Regions from separate parts of the Homo sapiens genome. Here region 2 is linked to region 1. A link is an interaction called in ENCODE POLR2A ChIA-PET data of the cell type or tissue named here. Cell type or tissue: Caco-2. All regions are shown on one strand. Links, peaks and the distances in the headings refer to the core of each region. The heading gives the core; the rest is flanking DNA.

What was found. Peaks named below come from ENCODE experiments on the same cell type or tissue, not always from the same donor. Only the 100,000 strongest peaks of a DNase experiment are listed, where the experiment ranks them.
Region 2: POLR2A ChIA-PET joins it to region 1 with 5 read pairs; 5 of 35 experiments call an interaction of 5 or more read pairs at or near these places.

Annotation. Positions count from the first base shown.
Region 1 is chr5:157,030,033-157,038,370 of GRCh38, forward strand. HAVCR1 (hepatitis A virus cellular receptor 1) reads right to left here. Exons shown (of 9, transcript NM_001173393.3): 7 at 7,215-7,329; 8 at 2,822-2,855. Among named protein-coding and RNA genes, the nearest start is that of HAVCR1, 25 kb to the right of the region's middle. In Caco-2, for the core only: no CTCF peak of the experiment used is centred there; a DNase peak (open chromatin) is centred at 4,559.
Region 2 is chr5:156,968,882-156,977,219 of GRCh38, forward strand. No RefSeq gene overlaps it. Among named protein-coding and RNA genes, the nearest start is that of TIMD4, 9.8 kb to the left of the region's middle. In Caco-2, for the core only: no CTCF peak of the experiment used is centred there; no DNase peak of the experiment used is centred there.

The DNA of each region.
Region 1 (8,338 bases), core at 29-8,028:
AAGAAAAGTCTGTTTAATAAGCATGTAGACAATCTAAGAAGTATTCAAAAACTCAGACTGGTCTCTTTGAAACTCGCATAATAGAATACAAAAATGGAAAATCTAAAAATACAGAGCTCTGACATCAAACTAAGTGGCTGAATCAAGATGCATATTTTCAAATGTGGCTAAGCATTGGATGACTGGTGCTTTTCCAACTGTAGCTTGTGATCCTTTAGAGAGGGTTGTTAAATCTACTTAGCCATCTACATCCTATATTCAAGATAAAAACAGAACAGAGAAACATTGAATATAGTTAAATAGTACTGTTTCACAAGTATACACTGGATCATAGTGTTAAAAATCTTCCTGTGCTGGATGCAGTAGCTCATGCCTCTAATCCCAGCATTTTGGGAGGCCATGGCAGGAGGATCCCTTGAGGCCAGCGTGAGCAACATAGCGAGACCCCGTCTCTACAGATTTTTTTTTTAATTAGCCAGGTGTGGTGGCTTGTGCCCATAATCCTGGCTACTTGGGAGGCTGAGACAGAAGAATCACTTGAACCCAGGAGGTAGAGGTTGCAGTGAGCCGAGATCACACCACTGCACTCCAGCCTGGGCTGGAGACTCTGTCTCAAAAAAAGAAATCAGTAGAAACAGTGGAAATACAAGTGAGGGAAGAAAGTAGACTTAGTTTTAACTTACGTGTAGCATTTTGATGTAACTGGTTATTTTTATATATTTGTATATAGTGACTATTTGTTACCAAAGCCTGCCCCCAAAATATGGAACTTGTCTTCATTCAGCTGCAGATGAAACACATGTCCACACATTTAAAGAACTGTGAAAAACAAAGCTCCACTATGGTCCCTAAACAGGTCAGTCATACATGTGTGAAGACACTTAGTTTAAGTGTCAATGAGCTCAAATGACTCAGTGTGATATAACTGCCGAGAAGATAATGTCATGAAGAAGTGTTCATAATTTGTTAGTGTGGGTTTTTTTTTTTTTGGCTTTTTTTATACTTTACACATTTCTCTTCCATTCCAGAAATATTTATGAGCACAGATTCGTGAGATTGAGTCCTTTATATGCTATGTGATGTGACCTTACATGTCACTCAACATTTCTGAAACTGTTTTCCAATCTGTAAAATGAGAATAGTGCCTCTCTCGCAGTTTATTGCTGTGAAGGGCTTGAATGCAATAACAAAAGTCGATGTGTATTGAGCACTTACAGTATGCTGGGCACTGTTCAGACAGGTTCTGTGGATTGGCTCAGGTAATTAACTCAGACTCAGGAAAGTCTGTGTACAAGCATCCAATGAAGGAGAACTAGACTTAATAGATGGCAGCCTAAGTAAGAGGGATAGATTCTGAATCAGAGAAAGTCCTTGCTTAAAACTCAGCCTGAACCAAATGAAGCAGGCTGGCTGGCTTTAGAACTAGGTAGTTGTCTCCTACCACTACAGGCAGTGTGGCAGATGGCCTTGGGGCATAGATGCAGTAAAGGGGATTTAAATTGTACCTGGGGCCAGGTGCGGTCCCTCACGCCTATAATCCCAGCACTTTGGGAGGCCAAGGTAGGCGGATCACCTGAGGTGAGGAGTTTGAGACCAGCCTAACATGGCAGAACCCCGTCTCTATTAAAAATACAAAAATTAGCCAGGCATGGTGGCAGGTGCCTGTGATCCCAGCTACTCAGCAGGCTGAGGCTGGAGAATTGCTTGAATCCAGGAGGTGGAGGTTGCAGATCACACCATTGCATTCCAGCCTGGGTGTCTCAAAAAAAAAAAAAAAAAAAAAAGTAACTAGGCAGCAGGGTAGACTGAAAGGTCTTTAAAGGCAAATTCAAGTGCCTGCAAGGCTAGACAGCTAATATAGATCAGTGGAGCAGGCTGGGTAGGGAGCAGCAGGGAATGATGGAAGCTGTGGAAAACTGGAGGCACTTGCCCTACCTCAGTGCCTTTGCACTCCCTGCCCCTGCAGCCAGGAATTATCTTCCTCCAAATTAGCTGCTTTCTTGGCACTCAATCAAACAGATCCTTATCCTGTTCTATAGTCCCCATGGTGTTTATCTGTAAGCATGTAAAAGAACCATGCTTATTTGCTTACATGGTTTTTGTCTGTTATATTCATCTCTTTGGAATATAATAGCCAATAACACTCAGTAAGACAAAGCATCGAATATGGTGAAACCCTGTCTCTACTAAAAGTATGAAAAAATGGCCGGGCGCGGTGGCTCATGTCTGTAATTCCAGCACTTTGGGAGGCCGAGGCAGGCAGATCACCGGAGGTCAGGAGTTTGAAACCAGCCTAACCAACATGGAGAAACCCCGTCTCTACTAAAAATACAAAATTAGCTGGGTATGGTGGCACATGTCTGTAATCCCAGCTACTGGGGAGGCTGAGGCAGGAGAATCGCTTGAACCCAGGAGGTGGAGGTTGTGGTGAGCCGAGAAGGTGCCATTGCACTCCAGCCAGGGCAGCAAGAGTGAAATTCAGTCTCAAAAAAGACAAAGCGTTAAACGAAATAAAAGAACAAACTAAAGCAAATCATTCAATGTTTACTTCCATCGAGCAAATCTTGCAATTTAGTTATCTTGCCCTATGGGGTTTGCTTAGGATTGAGGTGCTCCCTCTGTACCAGCTCTGCCACAACTCCAGGGAAATACACAAAGCTACAAATATCACTGGAAGGTGTAAATAATAGAATTGCTCATTAAAGTGGACTGTCAGGATCCAAGGTATGCGATGGAGAGTTTAGGAGAGAGACAGAAATCTATTTTTATTTTACCAGAGTAGGAACCTCAAAAGTATTGATAGAAATATTTTCGAGCTTACCTTAGTTGTTGAACCTCCTTTTTGAAGAAATACTCTAAATTGAAGGGGTGGGGAGAGAGGAGTTGAAGAGAAAACTAAACATCTCAGCAAGAGTTTTAATCTTTTTTTCAATCAAGTGTATTATTTCTGTTATTACTTAGATTTTTCCCTGGTACCTTGAGGTGTCTCCTTCCCATGTCCCTTTTGATTCTGCAGGACCCAAACAAGCCATTTACTGTCCAGTATCTCAATTTCATTAATGGTTTGGTGTATTCATCCACATATCCTCCCTAACTTTAATGCAATTCTTAAATTATCTTTCATTTTTTTAAAAAAAATGAGTAAGTCCAAGATCCTTCTGATAGGCTACTGAACAACAGGCGTCAACCAAGATTTGTTTTAGATGAACTGGGTCATAAAGATACTTTAAGAGTCACCTCTATCAAAGGATACTTTTGCAAGAGTTTGTACTACCAGTCATCTCTCTCCTAAACAAGGAAATAATGAGTTATTTTTGCTTAAGGAGTAAAGTATATTTTGAGGTTGTTAGGGCTCAGAATACAATACCCTCAAATAGGCTTCTTTGGAATTCAAAGTGAGAGCACCTGGGGAGGAGCATATTTAGGAAAGGGCTTTCTCTGAAGCTCCCCTATCTAGCTAAAGGCCAGATCCTCCAGAAGATATTCTGTTGTTGTCAATCCTTTCCCCAGATATCTCGATATCTCATCAATGGCAGGGCGGGGGCGGGGGCGGGTGGGGGTGGTGGGGGAACTGATGCACATCACAGGAAGGAGACTAGAGCTGACAACACATCCAGAGTCCAGAGGAATTTGTCCTGCCCTACAGTCTGTTCTTTGGGCCCATTCATCTCCCCTAAAAATCATTTACTCTTCCTCTAAAATTGTCTACATCCATCACTTTTCTCTCCCCTAAGAAAAGGGTATTTAAGGCCAGGTGCAGTGGCTCATGCCTGCAATCCCAACACTTTGGGAGGCAGAGGCAGGCGGTCAGGAGTTCAAGACCAGCCTGACCAACATGGTGAAAACCCCATCTCTACTAAAAACACGAAAATCATTCGGGTGTGGTGGCACGAGCCTGTAATCCCAGCTACTCAGGAGGCTGAGGCAGGAGAATTGCTTGAACCTGGGAGGCAGAGGTTGCAGTGAGCTTTAAGGGGGCCAGCCCCTCCACACCTGTGGGTATTTCTCATCAGGTGGGACAAGAGACTGAGAAAAGAAATAAGACACAGAGACAAAGTATAGAGAAAGAGCAGTGGGCCCAAGGGACCGGCGCTCAGCATACGGAGGACCCACGCCGGCACTTGTCTCTGAGTTCCCTCAGTATTTATTGATCTCTATCTCTACTGTCTCAGTGAGGGGGATGTGGCAGGACTATAGGGTAATGGTGGGGAGAGGGTCAGCAGGAAAACATGTGAGCAAAGGTCTCTGTGTCATAAATAAGTTTAAGGAAAGGTGCTGTGCCTCGATGTGCACGTAGGCCAGGTTTATGTTTGACTTTACACAAACATCTCAGTGCAGTAAAGAGCAGTATTGCTGCCAGCATGTCCCACCTCCAGCCATAAGGCAGTTTTCTTCTATCTCAGTAAATAGAATGTATGATCGGGTTTTACACCGAGACATTCCATTCCCAGGGACAAGCAGGAGACAGATGCCTTCCTCTTATCTCAACTGCAAAGAGGCCTTCCTCTTTCACTAATCCTCAGCACAGACCCTTTACGGGTGTCGGGCTCGGGGAGGGTCAGGTCTTTCCCTTCCCACAAGGCCATATCTCGGGCTGTCTCAGTGGGGAGAAACCTTGGACAATACCTAGGCTTTCTTGGGCAGAGGTCCCTGAGGCCTTCCGCAGTGCATTTTGTCCCTGGGTACTCGAGACTGGAGAATGGCGATGACTTTTACCAAGCATACTGCCTGCAAACACATTTTTAACAAAGCACCTCCTGCACAGCCCTAATCCATTAAACCTTGAGTCAACACAGCACATGTTTCTGCGAGCACAGGGTTGGGGTTAGGGTTACAGATTAACAGCATCTCAAGGCAGAAGAATTTTTCTTAGTACAGAACAAACTGGAGTTCCTTATGTCTTCTTCTTTCTACATAGACACAGTAACAGTCTGATCTCTCTTTCTTTTCCCCCACAGAGCTGAGATCACACCACTGCATTCCAGTCTGAGTGACAGAGCAAGAGACTCTGTCTCCAAAAAAAAAGAAAGAAAAGGGTATTTAAGCTCCAGTCATCTGGCCCTTTCTTCCATCTCATATTTTGTGTGGCTTCTGTACACATAATAAATATGTATTCATTTTCTCCTGTTAATCTCCTAATAATCTATTTTTTTTTTGGCGTACTCAAGTATCAAAATTTCAGAGGGAAAGTTTGAACTTCCCTGCAAGGTATTTTACCCAATTTCTAAATAACTTTGACTAAGCAAGCTCCAAAATAATTATATAAAAACTTCCTCAAATTTGCCAAACATACTCTTAATTTTCTGATTCTCCTCTGCCTAGACCCATGAACTAAATCAGTCATGGCTTCAAATACCACATCTTGCAAAATAGCTAACTAGGGTTCTTTTATGGGAGGCAGGTTATACTGAGACAAACACACACACACACAGTTAGCAGAAGGGAGACATGAAGCCTGGGGTGGTTGCTTTTTGAAGACTTTTGTTTTACTTTTTTAGTCTGTGTCTTGCTATCAGTTTCCCCTCCCAGTGTCTCATGTGCCTCTTCTGCTAAATGAGTGTTGCAAAATTTTAACAATATCACCCCCACAGGGAAAAAAATTAGATCTTGTAGGGTGGAGAAAATAAATCTTATATATCACAATGGTGTGTTGACTTCCAGATCGCAACACTACCCAACAAACTCCTATTTCTTGATACAGTTGGCCCTCGATGTCCACAGGTTTGGCATCCTCAGTTTCAACCACTCGCAAATTGAAAATTAAAAAAAAAATAAAAATAATACACAACAATAATAATACAGATAAAAACAATACAATATAACAACTATTTACATGGCATTTACGTTGTATATTAGGTGTTCTAAGTAATCTAGGGAAGATTTAAAGTATACTGGAGGAAGTGAGTAGGCTATGTGCAAATACTACACCATTTTATAAGGGACTTGAGCATCTGCAGATTTTGGAATCAAGGGGCTCTGGAACCAATCCCCCAAGGGTACTGAGGAACACCTGTATTTAGTTTTTCTTGGCCTGGCATTGTGGCTCATGCCTGTAATCCTAGAACTTTGGGAGGCCGAGGCAGGTGGATCACCTGAGGTTAGGAGTTTGAGACCAGCCTAGCCAACATGGCAAAACCCCGTCTCTACTAAAAATACAAAAATTCGGCCGGGCGTGGTGGCTCATGCCTGTAATCCCAGCACTTTGGGAGGCCAAGGCAGGCGGATCACAAGGTCAGGAGATCGAGACCATCCTGACTAACACGGTGAAACCCCATCTCTACTAAAAAATACAAAAAATTAGCCGGGCGTGGTGGCGGGCGCCTGTAGTCCCAGCTACTCAGGAGGCTGAGGCAGGAGAATGGCTTGAACTCAGGAGGTGGAGGTTGCAGTGAGCCACGATCGTGCCATTGCACTCCAGCCTGTGAGACAAGAGAGAAACTCTGTCTCAAAAAAATTCTTATAGAATTAAATTTTTTCCATAGGGGAATAATAATTGAAAAATAACAAGTTTAAAAAATAGTGGTTTTAAGTGAAAACTCCACTAGAATGTAACTTCCATGAGATTTATAGAGATTTATGGCAAAAGGATCTTTCTAACTACAATTACAGTTTAAGATTGCTGTGCACTTGTCATGTGCCAGGAACCATTCTCAGTGCTTTTTCTTTTTGTTCTTTTCCTTTTATTTTAGAGACAATGTCTCACTATGTTGCCCAGGCTGGTTTTGAACTCCTGGGCTCAAGCAATCCTCCTGCCTCAGCCTCCCAAAGTGCTGGGATTACAGACATGAGCCACTGCTCCTGGCTGGTGCTTTTTTTAATGGTTTTTTTGTTTGTTTGTTTTGTTTTGCTTTTTTGTTTTGTTTTTGTTTTTTTTTAAGAAATGGGGTCCCACCATGTTGTTCAGGCTAGTCTTGAACTCCTGGGCTCAAGCAATCCTCCTGCCTCACTCAGCCTCCCAAGTAGCTAGGATTACAGGCATAAGACCCCACACCCAGCTCCCATTCTTAGTGCTTTGTAGGTACCAATGCATTTAAACTTCATTTCCCTTCCCCCTTGAGGTAGATGGTATTACCATGTGACTTTTACAAATGAGGATTTGGGGAGACAAAGGGAAGTCGTGTGAAATCAAAATCATGTGACTTATGAAACTAGTGAACCCAGGCAATTTTGCTGTACATCCCTTGTCCCTTAGGAACAATCTCGAAATGACTTACTTTTGGCAATGATGACACCCAAAAGAGCAAGAAGCACCAAGACAGAAATACAGACTCCAGCATAGATTCCTTTAGTGGTATTGGCCGTCAGTAGACTATGTTCTAGGAACAGTTGCTGAGGAAACAACAACAGATCAAAAAAGCATCTTGTTAGAAAGTTATGAAGAGAAAACATTTCCCAGAATCACTTACCCAGCCACATTTACCTGTATTGGTGCTTGGGGACTTCTGGAACATAAGGGTAAGACCAAATGATCTCAGTTTATAACCATACGGTGAAAATCTAGGACAACTTGAAACGCAAAACATATTTTACAATGATGGAGGTGTTTTCTAGCTTGCTTGAGGTTGTATTTACATAGGTGTACACATTTGTCAAAACTAAAACTGTATGCTTAAAATGGGTTTGTATGTAAATTTTTTAATTTACTGTTTTAAAAGTCAATAGGCTATTTCCACAAATACATCCTCTTGTGATATTAAAAAAGAAAAAATGTCAGGCATGGTAGCTCACATCTCTAATCCCAGCACTTTGGGAGCCCAGGCATCCTGAGGTCAGGTGTTCGAGACCAGCCTGGGCAACATGGTGAAACCCCATCTCTACTAAAAATACAAAAATCAGCTGGGTGTGGTGCTGCACGCCTGTAATCCCAGCTACTTGGGAGGCGGAGGCAAAAAATTGCTTGAACCCGGGAGGTTGCAGTGAGCCAAGATTTCGCCATTGCACTCCAGCCTGGGCAACAGAGTGAGACTCCATCTCGAAAAAAAGAAAAAAAGAAAAAAAAATTGTTTATATAAATTGACTTGATGTGATGTTATCTTAATGTGCTCAGTTATTGAATTTTGTCCTTGGTTACAGTCCTTACTTGTCTTTTTACCTGTAATAGAAGATTCTGTCTCTATCTAAATAAATAGATTTGAGAGTAGCTGCACACAGACATGGCCATGATTAACAATTCAACGCTATGCAATCATGAAGAAATGTAAAATTGTTTAAGTCTTCTGGTGCCTATCACAAGAGATCATCACCTCCTGGAATAGGCCTGAAATGTGCCTGGCTTCCTGCTGGTCCCCATTTCATGGCTTAGTTCTAATCCTAAAGAGAGCCCACCGGGAAGGTATTT
Region 2 (8,338 bases), core at 236-8,235, 61 kb before region 1:
ACTCTTTCAGTGTGGGTTTGACCTACTGACTTCTTTCAAAAAAATACAATGGGGAGTGGCGGGGCAGGAGTAGCTTTACAGTAGAGAAAACTGACAAATACTACCTCAGGCGCCTGTTGATCAAGATCAACATCAACAATCAGTTGAGTTGATAATATGTACCCTTGACATGATGTAATATAAGGGTCACTTTATCTCTATGGACTTCCTCCTCAAAACCCATGACACTGACATGAAGAAAACAGGCAAAGTGAGGTGGTTCACACCTGTAATCCCAGCACTTTGGGAGGCTGAGGTGGGAGGATCACTTGAGCTCAGGAGTTCAAGACCAGCCTGGCCAACATAGTGAGACATTGTCTCTATTTTTGAAAGATAAATTAAATAAATAAATAAATAATAAACTTAATGTAGTATCCCAGGTGGGATCTTGGCACAGGTAAAGGCCATTAGCTAAAAAGTAAGAAAATATAAATAAAGTATGGATTTTAGATAATAATAATGTACCAATCCTGATTCATTTATATGATTTGATTTGATTGTTATTATTATTTTTTGAGACAGAGTCTTGCTCTGTTGCCCAGGCTGGAGTGCAGTGGCATGATCTCGGCTCACTGCAACTTCTGCCTCCTGGGTTCAAGCGATTCTTCTGCCTCAGCCTCCCAAGTAGCTGGGATTACAGGCACCTGCCACCACACCCGACGAATTGTTTGTATTTTAAGTAGAGACAGGGTTTCACCACATTGGCCAGGCTGGTCTTGAACTCCTGACCTCAAGCAATCCACCCACCTTGGCCTCTCAAAGTGCTAGGATTACAGGCATGAGCCACAGCGCCGGGCCGGTTCATTAATTTTAATAAATATATCACACTAATATAAGATGTTAATAATAGGGGAAACAGGTGTATGGTACATAAGAACTCTGTTGTATTATCTTTGATTTTTCTGCAAATCTGAAACTGCTTTAAAATAAAATTCATTTTTTAAAATGCACATATTCCTTTGTTTTAAGAGTGTAAATGTTAAAAGTAATCTAGTATCTGGAGGGGTCAAACACCGGAAAAAGAGACTAAACTTGGTTGTCTCTTCCTAAGTTAGATTCCATGATCAAGTTTCAGAATATTCACAAACATCCTAATATTTGATGCTCAGTTTTTATTAAAGCATATTATTGACAGAGTCCAAAGCAGTGCTGGATATTTCATGTTTTTGCCACCTTCATTCTCTGCATTTGGAGGTTTGCCTCTGGAGAACCGGACTTCCCTCATTCTCAGTCAATGCAGTTCAGGTGGCGTTGATTTCATTCATGGGCACAATTGGCTCAAGGATAGGCAATTGACTCAAATGAAGTCAAGGATACACAATCTTGAGATGTTTATTGTGACTTTTAACAGATAGAGACCCTCTCTATTTTCCTGTGGTCTGAGCTGTGAGGAAGTGAGCTGGAAGCTAATGTCAGCAGTCTTGCCACCAACGAGGAAAGCCTACCTCACAAGAGAACCAATCAAGCAGAAGGCAAGTGAGGAACTAAAGCAAGTCTAGGTCTATGACATGAGTGGAATCCCTGAAACAAGGCACATCAATGAGGCAATACATTTCCTTCTGGGCTTAAGTCAATTTGCATTGGGTTTGCAGTCATTTGGAATCTTAATTCTGAAAAAAACAAAAACAAAAAAACCCTCTGCAAAGCGAGAATTTGGCTGGATGATTTTAAAGTTTTTCCTATTTTAAGAGTTTAGGACTGGGCACCCTGGCTCACACCTGTAATCCCAGCACTTTGAGAGGCCGAGGCAGGTGAATTGCTTGAGCTCATGAGTTTGAGGCAAGCCTGGGCAAAATGGTGAAACCTCATCTCCACAAAAAATACAACAAATAGCCAGGTGTGGTGGCATGTGCCTGTAGTCCAAGCTACTTGGGAGGCTGAGGCATGAGAATTACTTGAACCCGGGAGGCAAAGGTTGCAGTGAGCCGAGATCATGCCACTGCACTCCAGCCTGGGCAACAGAGCAAGACCCTGTCTCAAAAAATAAATAAATGAATAAGTAATACAAGAGTTTATACTATTATCTGGTCCAACCACCTGCTTCATCAAACATCTGATTCACCTCAACCTTTTAATCATTCAGCAAGTGCCTGTCAACCTATTATGCTTAGACATGTGAGAATTCTGTTAGGCCCTGAGAATAAAGACAAATAAGGCATAGATTTTACCTTTACAGACCTGACAGTTCCAAACCTTTAAACAAAGAAGGGATTATCAGACCCCATTTTACAATAAAGGCATGACGCCAGAGAAGATAAAAGACTCTTATGTAATGGGATGAAAATAGAATCCAGGTTTTTCTGGATAAAGAGTCCTTTATAGTACCAATACTTTCTTTCTGGTAAATGGCATTATTAAATAAAATCCCATTCGTTCATTTTTATTCATTCGTTTCTTCATCATCTATAGCAAGGGTCAGCAAATTAAGGCCCATGGACCAAATATAGCCCAATGCCCATATTTGTAAATAAACTTTTATTGCAACACTGTCACTTCCATTTTTTAGCATATGGCTGCTTTCACACTACAATAATAGAGTTCAATAATTGCAACAGATATCATATGGTCCACAAACCCAACAATATTTGCTATCTAGTCCTAACAGAAAATGTTTGCCAACCCATTGAGTTCATGTTATGTGTAGGCACTGTGCTAAGCCCTGAGACTGTCATATCAGATGAGTCATTCTTGCCTTCAATAAACTCACAACCTAGGCGCTAGGGAAATGGAAAAGGAATGAACATTCACTAAGCTGTGGCTATGTGCTAAACACTCTGCTAGGTCTTGTTCACATGTAATCCCAGCAACAAACCCTCAAAGGAGGTATTATATTTGGCACTATACGTACAAGGAAAGAGGGATTGGAAGACATTGAAAACTTAACTCGAAATATAGCTTTTACTGCCTAGTATATTCGAGCTGATATCAGGACAAGAATAGAGATTCACTCAAATCACCCCGAGGAGGAGGTTACTCATGACAAGGGCACAGGCAATCTGGAATCAGCACCTCATTAGGAAACATCAAGGTGTTACTTCTGCTCTTCTCTGGGGTATCTCTTTCTGTCCCTCTCTGAACCTCTCCCCTGACCAGCTTTCTCATAAGGTCAGCTTTCTCATGGTCCTTATTATACACCCTAGCCCCAAATCCTCTAAGTAACCCTCAACCCAGCTCTCTGAGCTCACTCACTCATTCTTTCTATTCTAAATGCCAGATTCCTGAGGGAGAACTTGAGCCCCTCTGGTTCGCATTTTCCAAGGTAAGCCTCAGATTGTTTTCCACTGGCTGCCTCTGTGACTGGCTACCCTGAGATCAGCCTTACCCTGGAGAAGAAAGATCCCACCGTGCAGAATGCTACCATTCCATTTGCAGTTTCAGCAATTGGGCTGTGGATGGAGTATGGTTGCTCAGAAGTGGCTGGGTTTGGTAGGCAATGACTAACAAATCTAGTACAAATAGAAATTTTTTATGAGTCTGTTGCCAAAACAATCATTTAAGTCACTTAGGAATCCAGTCAACTGGAAGGAACAGAAAGTCCAATTCACAGAAGCCTAAACATATAAGGAGCTTGTTTTTTCTCTCATAAAAAGAAGCCTGGATGTAGACAGCCCAAGGAATCAAAAATATCATCAAGGAGCCAGACTCTTCTCTTTCTGTTCCTCCATACTGGTTTGTCACACCCTGGTCACAGGAGGGCTGAGGTACTTCTGGACATCAAGTTCATGTTTGGGAAGGGCAAAGGGGAGACAGAAAGGCTTTCACATTGTTAGTCTTTGACTTTTTATTTGGGAAGAGAAGCCCTTCTCAGCAGACTTGACTTATCCAGAACTAAGCCACCAGCTTACCCCCAAATCTATTGCATGAGGTGGCTATGACTGGTTTATTTATTTATTTTTATTTTTTATTTTTCCATAAGTTATTGGGGTACAGGTGGTATTTGGTTACATGAGTAAGTTCTTTAGTGGTGATCTGTGAGATTTTGGTGCACCCATCACCCAAGCAGTACACACTGCACCATATTTGTAGTCTTTTATCCCTTACCCTCCTCCCACTCTTCCCCACAAGTCCTCCCCAAAGTCCACTCTACCATTCTTATGCCTTTGCATCCTCATAGCTTAGCTCCCACATATCAGTGAGAACATACGATGTTCGGTTTCCCATTCCTGAGTTACTTCACTTAGAATAATAGTCTCCACTCTCATCCAGGTCACTGCAAATGCTGTTAACTCATTCCTTTTTATAGCTACATAGTATTCCACACCACAGTTTCTTTATCTGCTCATTGATTGATGGGCATTTGGGTTGGTTCCAAGATTTTGCAATTGTGAATTGTGTTGCTATAAACATGTGTGTGCAAGTGTCCTTTTCAAGTAAAGACTTCTTTTCCTCTGGGTAAAATCCTACCCAGTAGTGGGATTGCTGGATCAAATGGTAGATCTACTGTTAGTTCTTTAAGGAATCTCCACACTGTTTTCCATACTGGCTGTACTAGTTAACATTCCCACTAGCAATGTAGAAGTGTTCCCCATTCACCACATTCACGCCAACATCTACTGTTTTGTTTTTTTTCTATTTTTTAATTATGGTCATTCTCACGGGAGTAAGGTGGTATCTCATTGTGGTTTTGATTTGCATTTCCCTGATCATTAGTGATGCTGAGCATTTTTTATATAATTATTTGGCCATTTGTATATCTTCTTTTGAGAATTGTCTATTTATGTCCTTAGCCCACTTTTGATGGGATTTTTTTTTTTTTCTTTCTGATTTGAGTTCATTGTAGATTCTGGATTTAGTCCTTTATCAGATGTATAGATTGTGAAGATTTTCTCCCACTCTGTGGGTTGTCTATTTATGCTGCTGACTGCTCTTTTTTGCCATGCAAAAGCTCTTTAGTTTAATTAGGTCCCAGCTATTTATCTTTGTTTTTATTGCATTTCCTTTTGGGTTCTTGGTATGACTGGTTTAGACCAATCAGGCCTACGCCTTGAGCCTGGGGTAGGGATCTAGGGTCCTTCAGATTGGGAGATGAAACCTGCTGGTTCCCTGAAGAAAATTAGAGTCCTGTTAGAAGAAGAAAAGGCTGTTGCCTGAGCAATGGACAGCAGAGCACAGAGACCAAGTACATACAACCCTGTGGCTGATTCAATGCCAGGCTTCTAATAGATAATAAGTACCTGAAGAATGAATGAATGAATGAGTCAACATTTTGATTCATTAATAGGAGAAAATAACACAAAGTGGAAAGAAGGTAAGAGTGGCTGTCAGAAGATGTAAATATTTCAGAAATCTTCGTGAGACCCTGTCTCACCTCTGAAATTTATTTTCTTTATTTGTAAAAAAGGATTGAATAATGCCTTCAGTGTAGAGTCTATTTGAGAATTAAGTGAGATTACTTATGGGCAAGTTCTTTAAAGTCATAAGACGTAGGAAAAAGTTTCAACTTATAAGCAAAGGAAAAAAGATGGGAAGAAGCTGGCATGAGTCAATTGGCCTCATAAATCAACCTGACAAAGGGAGGATCCACAAATAGAAAAGGAGAAATGGAGCTTGGGTGGATACATGTTGCAGTTGCGTCAAAAAGTCATTGTTACATTAGTTTTAGTCTCGGAAGAGGAAAGAGTTTCCATCTGAAGAAATACAGAAAGTACTGAAATATTGGAAACCCAACTTTTATTCTGCCGGCAAGGCCAGATGTTTGTTAAGAAATTGAAAGTGGATCACGCATGGTGGCTCATGCCTATAATCTCAGCAACTTATGGAGGCTGAGGTGGGAGGATCGCCTGAGCCTGGGAGGTTGATGCTTCAGTGATCTATGATTGCACCACTGCTATCCAGCCTGGGTGACAGAGCAAGACCCATTCGAAAAAAGAAACAGAGAGTGAGAAGAAAAGAGAAAAAAAGAGAGAGAGAGAGGAAGGAAAGAAAGAAAGGAAGAAAGAGTGGGGGGAGGGAGGGAGGGAGGGAAGAAAGAAAGAAAGAGAGAAAGAAAGAAGGAAAGAAAGAAAGAAAGAAAGAAAGAAAGAAAGAAAGAAAGAAAGAAAGAAAGAAAGGAGGGAGGGAGGGAGGGAGGGAGGGAGGGAGGGAGGGAGGGAAGGAAGGAAGAAAGAGAAAGAAAGAAAAGAGAGAAAGAGAGAGCGGGAGGGGGAAGAGAGAGAGGGAAAGAGGGAGGGAGGAAGGAAGGAAGGAAGGCAAGAATTGAAAGCGGAAGAACTGGATGTAAGAATCAAAAAGTACAGCATTAAACTCCCCTGGAAATATCCTGGTTGGTGCAAATATAGTGAAATTACTTCTTCCAGGTGCCATAGTGTGGGACCTCAGATGCATATAAATGGCTGCCATTGGCAATTGAGTTTAATTTTATTTCATATAGCCTTAATTATTTTTACAAATATTCTAGTTTTCTTCTAGGTACATAATAGTGTAATATGCCCCCATCACCATGATGCTCATTATGGACACATGACTGAATTTGGCAAGTGCATGTAACTAAAAGTGTCATGGACCACTTGCAGGTGGAAGCCTAAAAGAATTGGTGTACAATTCACTATGTTTCCTTTGTCTGGCTTCAAATAGTGAAAGACTCCAAACCTGGGTCTCTGATTAAGGATGATGTTAAGTAGAGCCCCACCCTCCACCCCCATGATCCTCAATGGAAACATGTAAAAATAAAAAGCAAACTTTGTTATTCATTTTTTTTTTTTTTTCCCTGAGATGGAGTCTCACTCTGTTGCCAGGCTGAAGTGCAGTGGCACAATTTCAGCTCATTGCAACCTCTGCCTCCCGGGTTCAAGTGATTCTCTTGCCTCAGCCTGCAGCTGGGACTACAGGCACACCCCACCACGCCCAGCTAATTTTTGTATTTTTAGTAGAGATGGGGTTTCATCATGTTGGCCAGGATGGTCTGGATCTCTTGACCTCGTGATCTGCCACCTCGGCCTCCCAAAGTGCTGGGATTACAGGTGTGAGCCACCACGCCCGGCCCAAACTTTGTTATTCTAAACCACTAAATTATTGTTTGTTTAACCACAGCATAATCTTACATATTCTGACTAATACCTCAGTCATGTGGAACCAGTAATGAGAAGTGGTTAAGAACATTCTTTGGAGTGAGACAGTCTGGGATCAACGACTTTGACACCAGGCCAGCTGTGGTGGCCCACGCCTGTAATCCCAGAACTTTGAGAGATCAAGGCAGGCAGATTGCTTGAGCTTAGGAGTTTGAGGCCAGCCTAGGCACCATAGCGAGACCCATCTCATTATTAAAAAAAAATTAAAAGGTTCTGACATTAGCTACATCTCCAACCATTCTGCACCCTTGTGCCTGGCTCCTGTTTCTCTCTCAGTCCAGAGCTGTGGTTCTCAGATCTGGTTACATCTTAAAATCACAAGAGGGATGCAGATTCCACCCCTAGACATGACTTCATTGGTCTGGGCGGGGGCCTAGGCATTAGCATTTTTTTTTTTAACTTAAATGTATAGCTAGGTCTGAGAACCACTTGCCTAAAATTCCCTAATCTTATTTAATTGGTTCACCCTTCAAACTCAGACTGAATCTTCTCCAACACATCTTCTTCAGTGCAAGTTCCCACTTGAGCTCCAGTGGGAACTTCAGCAACCTGGGCACACCTTGTCTCTGTAATTAGAACATTATATTAAGATTATCCATTTTCATATCTTTTTTTTTTTTTTTTTTTTTTTTTGAGATGTAGTCTTGCTCTGTTGCCCAGGCTGGAGTGCAGTGGTGCAATCTTGGCTCACTGCAACCTCCACCTCCCAGGTTCAAGCAATTCTTCTGCCTCACCCTCCCCAAGTAGCTGGGATTACAGGTGTGCACTACAATGCTCAGCTAATTTTTGCATTTTTGGTAGAGATGGGGTTTTGCTGTGTTGGCCAGGCTGGTCTAGAGTTCCTGACCTTGTGATCCACCTGCCTCAGCCTCCCAAAGTGCTGGAATTACAGGCGTGAACCACCATGCCCAGCCTTCATATCTATTTTCTAACCACAGTGTGATCTCCTGGAACACAGGAACTGTAGTGAAATCATCTCATAGCCCCAGCACTTAACATAGACCCTGCCATCATATATCAAAGTATATACCCAATAAATACTTATTGATCTCAACAGAGAAAAGACCACGTGATTAAAAATTAAGAAACCATTGATGACCTTTGAGAAAATAGCTTTAAGGGAAGGGTGGAAGAAATGACCATTGTTGGCCAGGCACGGTGGCTCACTCCTGTAATCCCAGCACTTTGGGAGGCCGAGGCTGGCAGATCACGAGGTCAGGAGTTCAAGACCA